Regions from separate parts of the Mus musculus genome. Here region 2 is linked to region 1. A link is a contact called in ENCODE Hi-C or POLR2A ChIA-PET data. All regions are on one chromosome and are shown on one strand. Each heading gives the region's core, a stretch centred on a gene start or an enhancer-like site at or near the end of the contact. The rest is flanking DNA. Distances are from core to core; before and after follow the strand shown.

The links. A loop is a pair of places that touch in the nucleus more often than their neighbours do. ChIA-PET counts read pairs that join two places held with the same protein, here RNA polymerase II (POLR2A).
Region 2: a map of Patski shows a loop between it and region 1 (2.2-fold over the local background). The contact joins the promoter of F12 here to the promoter of Rgs14 in region 1. A Hi-C loop is called at or near these places in 1 of 37 maps with a recorded cell type or tissue (Patski). POLR2A ChIA-PET finds 5 or more read pairs at or near these places in 1 of 5 experiments (Patski).

What each region holds. Positions count from the first base shown.
Region 1 is chr13:55,368,291-55,372,329 of GRCm38, forward strand. It overlaps Rgs14 (regulator of G-protein signaling 14), which reads left to right and starts at 1,442. Exons shown (of 15, transcript NM_016758.3): 1 at 1,442-1,646. The coding sequence starts at 1,602.
Region 2 is chr13:55,425,375-55,429,353 of GRCm38, forward strand. F12 (coagulation factor XII (Hageman factor)) reads right to left here and starts at 1,430. Exons shown (of 14, transcript NM_021489.3): 1 at 1,338-1,430; 2 at 929-986. The coding sequence starts at 1,394.

The sequences.
Region 1 (4,039 bases), core at 192-2,691:
GTGTCCTTTATAAAACAGGACAGGAGACAGTATGCTCCCTATCTCTCTGCTTTCTGACACGTGGGCACAGCAAAAAGATGGCCGTCTGCAAGCCATGACTCGTCAGAGCACAAGTGTGTCAGGGCTTGAGCCTGGACGTGCCACCTCCGGAATGGTGAGAACTGAGCGTCTGTTGTCCCGGCCACCCAGCACATGGCATTTTTTTTTCTTAATAATTTAAAAACTATTTTTATGTGTATGACCGTTTTGCCTGCCTGGGTGTCTGTATACCATCTGCATACCTGGTACCCTCAGAGGCCAGAAGAGGGCATCTGGTCCTCTGGAACTGAAGTCAGGAGCAGTTGTGAACTACCATGTGGTGACCAGGAATGGAACTCTGGAAGAGTAGCCAGTGCTCTTAACCACTGAGCCATCTCTACAGCCCGGTTTGTTTTCCTTTGTTTGTTTGTTTGTTGACCAGGTATCGTTATGTAGTCCTGGCTGATATGTAAATGAGGCTGGCCTTGCACTCAAAGAGCTCCACCTGCTTTTTGGAGTCTGAGCTAAGACAGTTCTGCACAGAGGTGGGCTTTCTACTGAGTATGGCTTACTTTACCTCTTTGGTATGGATATACCCAATCCATTCTCCTACCCTTCAGTGCATGTGTGCATACCCAGCCCCTGGGGTGTCTGACTATACATAGGCATGCCTATCATATGCACCCATCCAAGGCACTATACACTATCTATCTTATTTTGTTTACATTTAGATATAGATACAGACATAGTATAGATCCAGATTGAGTTTCCTGTAACTAAGTCTGACCTCAAACTGTTATTCCTGCCTCTGCCTCACAAGGGCTGGCATTACATACATGTGCTACCCTGCCCAGATTCGAGTGTGTATGCCTGAAGATTCAGGTGCCCTCGTGACACAGCATGCCCACATGCATGGTCACACAGGTGATGTGATTACCTCTTTGCTCACCTGGCTATCAGATGACAGCCTAGGGGCAGCAGTCTCCGCATGCAAACTGCCTGAGCTAGGGTTGCTAAGCATGCATAAGCCTGGGACATAGAAGGTAAATGAGTAGTGAACAATGCACTTTTGTGGATGCCTAGGACTCGGAACACATGCCCCATGTCCATGGAACCCCCCCCCAGACTGTCTGCTCCACAAGTGTCTAGTTGTATGAGCATGCACTTCAGCATGCTGACACATCCTTGGAGCCTTCAGATTGAACACTCCAGGTACCTCGCTGGGCAAAAGGAGGCTCCTGCTGGCTGTTGGTGCTTGCATGGTGTGCAACCGAGGGTGCGTTGGCGGCATGTGTGTGTGCATGAACGTGTGTGTGTGTGTGTGTGTGTGTGTGTGTGTGTGTGTGTATGAGAGTAGGAAGAGACATTCGCTCTCTTAGACCTTGCTTCTTTCTGTGGTTTGGTTTCTATAGAGACACTTCCTGTGGCAGAGAAAAGAGGTAGTGAGCTGGTGTTTCAGGATGTAAGGGCCCGGAGGAGCAGAGCTCTCTCTCTCCACTGCCTGCTTGCCACCCCAAGAGAGTGCTTCCGCGATCCTTGTGGTGGGTGGCCCCCCGTGGAGGGGACCTGTGATCAACGGCGGTATGCCAGGGAAGCCCAAGCACTTGGGTGTCCCCAACGGGCGCATGGTGAGTGTGGGCTCTGAGCCAGAGCCACAGGGAGGGGGGTGGGCACACCCAGGGTGGAGTCCAGGAGGCACACCCAGCAGGGTTGCAGAGGAGCAGGCTGGAGAAGTTGGGTACAGACAGCTGCTGGCATTGGGACCTGGTGCTGTCACCCTAGGACCCTTCCAGATGCCCTGCTAGGAGTCTGGTGCAACCCCAGGGATTAGTCCAGAACACAGCAGACTTAGGTCTCTGGTTCCACATGCAGGTTGGACTCGCTGCTCCCTCATCCGCTACTGGGATTACTGAAGTTGATTACAGAGTAGCCTGGAGATCCAGTGGTCACTTCTAAAACTTCTCAAGCCCTATGTCTCAGGCCCTCAGCCCTCCTCTCTTCATCTCACGCTCTAAGTGCCCAAGATAAGGTTTTAAGAGCAGCCCTTGCTGGATCACTGCATCAACCTGCTCCAGAGGCAGCCTGCCAGAACTAGTGTTCTTTGGGCAGCCCAGGACGGGTCAGTAAGGGCAGGACAGGAAGATCAGCTCTGTCTGGTCTATTCCTAGCTTCCAGGAAGGGTGTGTGTGTGTGTATGTGTGTGTGTGTGTGTGTGTGTGTGTGTGCGTGCAACTTAGTATAGGATGCCCTGGTTGCAGCCCTAACCCATTAGACCTTCTCCAGGCTGTTTAACTCCTGACTAGAGTTGTCTCCAAGTTTCTGGCTCTTCTTTCATTCACCAAATAGGACAGGCTGTGTTGAGCCTCCCTTTTCTCCTTAGGGACCTGGCTCACCTAGCAGGATCACTCCAGGGGGACCAAACAGTGTCCTGGTAACCTCTATCTTAAGGCCCCAGCCTAGAACCATGGGATAAAGCCAGTGGGTCCAGAATAACCTGGGATCCAGAGAGAGAGACCTGGGATCCAGTTCTAGCTCTGCTGTCTTTTCCCAAGAAAGATCCTGTCCTGTTTCGTCATCAGTAAAATGAAATAGAAACTGATCAATGTCCTGTTTGCTGAGTGCCATAATGAATATGAGACACTTGAGCATTGTAAAGGCTACGGAAGGGTTATCCTGATAACCCCTGTACTTTCATCCCCTCTTTAAGAATCTTCTATCTCATTAAACAGTTCCCACCTCTGCCTTCCAGTTCCCAAGGTTAGTTCTCATGTTTTGTCGGGAAGCCCTTTGCTGACGCCCCATGCTGTTTGGGTGGAAGGGAGACCAATTCCAAAAGTTGGCTCAGCCCCCACCCTACTTCCTCTACCACCAACCCAACTTAGAAAGTCTGTGGAGAGCCCATCCCCCTGCACCCACGCTGGGTGGGCATGGCACTTGGCTTGCTCCTCTCTAGGTGACTTGGCCACAGGGCCAAGGAGAAATAGCCCAGGCCCTCCCCGCAAAGAATAGCTGGATTGATGCTTCTGGGACAGAACCCAGAACCACACACCAGCTGAGAGGGCTGGAGATAGACCCAGCTTGTCCTTCCTGTGTCAGCTGGTGGCTTCTCTATCCAAGTCATTCAGAATAAAGAGGACAGTACAAGCTGAGTCCTGCCAAGCCCACAGCTGCCCTAGATCCTCTCGGCAATTGTCCCATATGTTTATTTCTGTCCTGTTTGGATCCGTTTTGAATCCTCTGTATGACCCCTGAAACCTCATGGTTCACAGATGTCCACTTGCTGGACAATGGGCAGCTTTGTGAGGCCATACTTGGCTGGGGCAGAGATGGGAAGACAGGCATTGGCAACGATGGTGTAGATGTGAACGAAGAGGGGCCTGTGGGCAAGGTGTCCGGCTGTTATCTCACGGGGGAGGCTTGGAGGAGCAAAACCAATATGCTGTAGAGCAGAAGGGTCACCATTTGCACACACCCGCTGAGTCCCCCCCCCCCCAGCACTGTCCTGCTTTGGTTCCTTTCCATCCCCCACCATTCCTTGCTGAGGCGCTGTCAATCATGAGCCTCATCCTTCTGGCAGTCAGCTGTCACTTAGAGAGGCTCCTAACCCCTCCCAGAGAAATCGTCTCTTGGTACCAGCTGTCACTTGGCTTGTGCATTCACTCAGGGGCTCCTCTGGGTCGTCCCACCCTGAGCCCTTAAGACCCAGGTCCCAGTCCCCAGTTAGCACTAGTCAGCGAGGCATGACAGACATGAGTGAAGAGTACTGAAACACACTTCTGGTTTGGAAGAGCTGTAGGTCAGGAGTGGGGAAAGGCTGAGAAGAGCCTCATAAGGAAAACCATCTTCTCCATTAACATCTAACACTGTAGAAGATGGTCTTTAAAACACATACAAGCTACAGGGGCAGTGGTCTGGGGGGATACTTGCACATAGGAAAACGTACAGAGGTGGTGGAGGGCTATGCCCCAAGGGAGTCTGTGAGTTTAACTTTGGGTTAGTCATAGTTCTCTTTCTGGACACT
Region 2 (3,979 bases), core at 180-2,679, 57 kb after region 1:
GTACATGCAGATAGAACACTCATACATAAAATAAATAAATAAATCTTTAAAAAAGAATTGTTCTTTCTTTAATTAATTAATTATTTACTATATGTGTTGCTGTCTTCAGACAGACCAGAAAAAGGCATCAGATCCCAGTACAGATAGATGGTTGTGAGCCACCATGTGGTTGTTGGGAATTGAACTCAGGACCTCTGGAAGAGCAGCCAGTGCTCTTAACCTCTGAGTTATCTCTCCAGCTTAAGAAAGAATTTTTTCTTTAAAATTAAAAAAAAAAGGAATTTTTTCCCCTCACAGTGCTGCAGACCAAACCCAGGTGTGTGTGCGTGCATGTTGGGCAAGTGCTCTGCCAGTGAGCTATGCCCTAGCCTAAGAGCTAACATGTTAGGGCATTTTCCTGGCAGCAGCATCTACAACAATGAGGAACCCTTTCTCCTCAGCAACCCGTCTAACTTTTCAGACAGGGAAAAATGAAGCAGAGAGTAAACTCACAAGTGAGAAAGTTAGGGTTTGGAGACAACTTGGGGTGTCTGTGATCTTGGGTGAGTCTAAAGCTCTGTTCTGGCTCCCATCGCCCACTGAAGCTCTGAACTCTACCGGTTATGTCTGACATTCTCCAGGAGTGTTGAAAGGAAAGGGAGGAAGATGGGGAAACTGGCGAGCACTTGTTGGTGTGCAGGTGTGATGACATCATCAGATGACATCATCTCCAACACTACAGAGTACCTGCCAGGCTCTAACACAGGCATCCAGGACAGCCCAAGCCTGGCACTCCGGGCACACATCTGAATCTGTAGGCACCCAGGTTTAAATGTCAACGGAACAGCTTGGCTCAGGATCCCTCCTTGCTCCAGAGGCCTGAGACCACGCAGGCTAAAGCACAGCCATCCCCACAGAGTAGATTAGGAAAAGAGGCCAGATCACTTACCCACTGTGGGCCCATCAGGTGCGTCCTTAAATTTCTTGGAGTCTTTCCATGGTGGAGCCTATAGGAGAGAGAAGGCAGGAACATTGCCCACAATGTTAGACTTCCCTTGATCCTATAGGCCTCAACCTCCTGCCACCTCGCCAAAGTACAGGATTTCCTCACAAAGTGTAGCCTTCCTTTCTCTTCTCATTGACTCCCCCACAAAAGTAGCCTGTGTCCTCACATCCACCAGCATGGGCTGCTACCTCCTTTGTTTGGATCTTCTGGGCTAGCTGTGCCTTCCCCCAACCCCCACCCCCACCACAAGTCTCTCAGTCACCTGAACTAGCAGGTGACAGGCAGAGGCTAAATCCGGAACAGGGACCCCTCACTGCCACTCTGGCTCAATCCCAGTGTCCACCGTCCTCACCGAAAGTGTCAGATCCAGACTCATCAGCAGAGACCCCAGGAACAACAGAGCCGTCATGGCGTCTGCCGATGGCCCCGCTGCCTGCCCAGGAGTGAGGATCAATAGATGCGGGCAAAGGTCTCAGAAGCTTCAGAGGTAGAGATTGGTCAAGCTTGCTCCTGGGTCTGAGGAGCAAGGGCTTCATGGGAGACCCAGCAGAACAGCGCTGTAGAAGTGTTTTGAGCAGGGAGTCACTGGTGGGAGTAGCGGACTGAAGAGTTAGGTTCCTGCCCTCCATTTTCCTGACTTTACTAGGATGGTGTTCCAGGTCCTGTTGAGGGTAAGGTAAGAATGATGGGACAAAACCTGCTTTCAGAATCTTACAGAATGCTTATGTGACCTTCCTTCATGCAGCTTCCTTCTGCTGTGTGACCAATTACCACACTCTGAGCACCCTAAAACAATGCCCCCCAAAACTACTTTTACGGATGCACAGACCCATGGGTAAACACTTGGTGCTGCATAGTTAGAGTTTCTGCCCAGATCATCAGAACGCTGAGGTTCAAGCTGAAGTCTCTGGAGCCTCTAAAGTGAGATCCCCCCCCAGGTCCTGGTCAGAACTCACTTCCATGTGGCTGCAGGACAGATGTCCCAGCTTCTTCTCAGCTGTCGACCACGGCTACGTGTGATTTCTACATTTCTGGCCACCTACTTCCTCTAACTTTAAAGCCAGTGTCAGGGCTGGAGGTGTCGCTCAGCAGGTATGGACTTTAGATCCAAAGGATCCAGGCTCTATTCCCATCTACCTACAGGAGGGCTCAGAGCTGTCTATAACTCCAATTCCAGGGGTTCTGATTGCCTCTTCTGGACTCTGCAGGTATCAGGCATGCACATGGTGCATGGGCATGCATGAGGGAAAACATTGTACATAGAATAAATAAATTAATTTTAAGAATTAAAAGCAATAAAACAGAGGGTGGAGCAGAGAATGTCCCTGCATTGAATTGCTTCACACTGTGTCTGCTTTGCCAGGAAACTTCTGGTCCCTTTTCAGGGCTCATCCGATTGGGTCAGGCCCATCAAGGATACTCCCACAGAGTGAGAGTCCATGGCGGTACATGATTTTACTGCCATGATGCAAAGGCAGGTAGGTCTGTATGAGTTCGAGGCCAGCCAGCTGTCTACACAGTGAGTTCTGGTTAGTCAGGGCTGTGTAGCCAGACTCAATATGGGCCCTTAATCACAGTTGCAAATTCTTTTCCTCTGGAGACACTATGTTTCTCAGGTTGACTTAATTGTGATTCTCCTGCCTGCTTCAGCCTCCCTAATTTCCTGTGCCACCATGGCCACCTACATCGGCAAATTCTCTTACAAAAGGACTGGGGATGTGGCTCCTCGGTGGAAGCATGAGACTCAGTGGCAGAATGCTCGCCTAGGATGCATGGCCTTGATTCCCGGTGCCTCAAGGAAATATTTTACAAAATAACCTCAATCACGGTCAACTTGGGTCACTGGGAGCAGGCAGAAATACACAGGGATGATGATCTCGCTGTCATCTCAGAATTGTACTCTTTCCAGAGTGAAGTGCTAAATCAAAGGGCATTGCCTTGTCTTACAGCTGAAGTGCTGGGCAGAAGGTGGGGAGCAGGACACTGTGGCTTTTTCTACCCAGCATTTATTTTGCTCAGTAGGAACCAACCCTCCCTCCCTCCCTCCCTCCCTCCCTCCCTCCCTCCCTCCCTCCCTTCCTCCCTCCCTCCCTCCCTTCCTCCCTCCCTCCCTCCCTCCCTCCTGGGCTTCCAGAGTTGCCAGTGGTACCTTCTTAGTTCAAGAGCCAGAGCATGGCATCTCTAGACTACAACTGAGAAATAAGCTTTCGTCTGCCTCCTGAATGCAGGGATTAAAGGCAAGTGCCACCAGCCCCAACCCCCACCCCCACCCCCTTACCCTCCCTTACTAGGGTCTGGGATTGTTAGTGGGCATCTACCACTGATCCGGGTTGGTGGGCATCTATCACTGGTCTGGGACAGTCTGAGAAGAAAAAGCCAAGCAACCAGGGAAGAGAGGGTGGGGAATCTTCATAGGTGATTTCATTTTATAGACAATAAAGGCAGACTATAACAGGTTCCTGGTGCTCCAGGAAGAGAGGAAGGCTGTGATCAGCTTTGCAAGGCCTTGCAAGACCGGAGGAACAACGGGACACTTATTCAACTTTTGGTTTCAAAAGGGACTTTTGGTGATTGCCACTAGGACGTGAAGACAGTGTTATGGGTCTGGGGTCATTCAGAGACTCGCCAGTCTGACCATTAATACATTCTAACAAAGAAGAGGCTTTTATTCAGATACTGGCTCCATCCAGGTCCGTATTTGCAAGTTGGGATTCCCTAATGCAGCACCCAGCTACCTCAGTCAAGGGTTTATAAAGGCAAGGAATACAAAGTTACAATTTGTTCTGGGCCAAGCAGAGGGTCCTCTGGAGCAAAACAAGCTCATTTATAGAAACCAAAATAGTTGTAAAAACAAATTCTAAGCCTTAACCACTCTTAACGCTTTATAGTTTTCTTAAGCACAGACATTTTAAACTTTTAAACATAAAATTAACTGCCATCATAACGTTAGCCATCACAAAAGCAAGGCCGAGCCACATAGCAGAGCCGACCAAA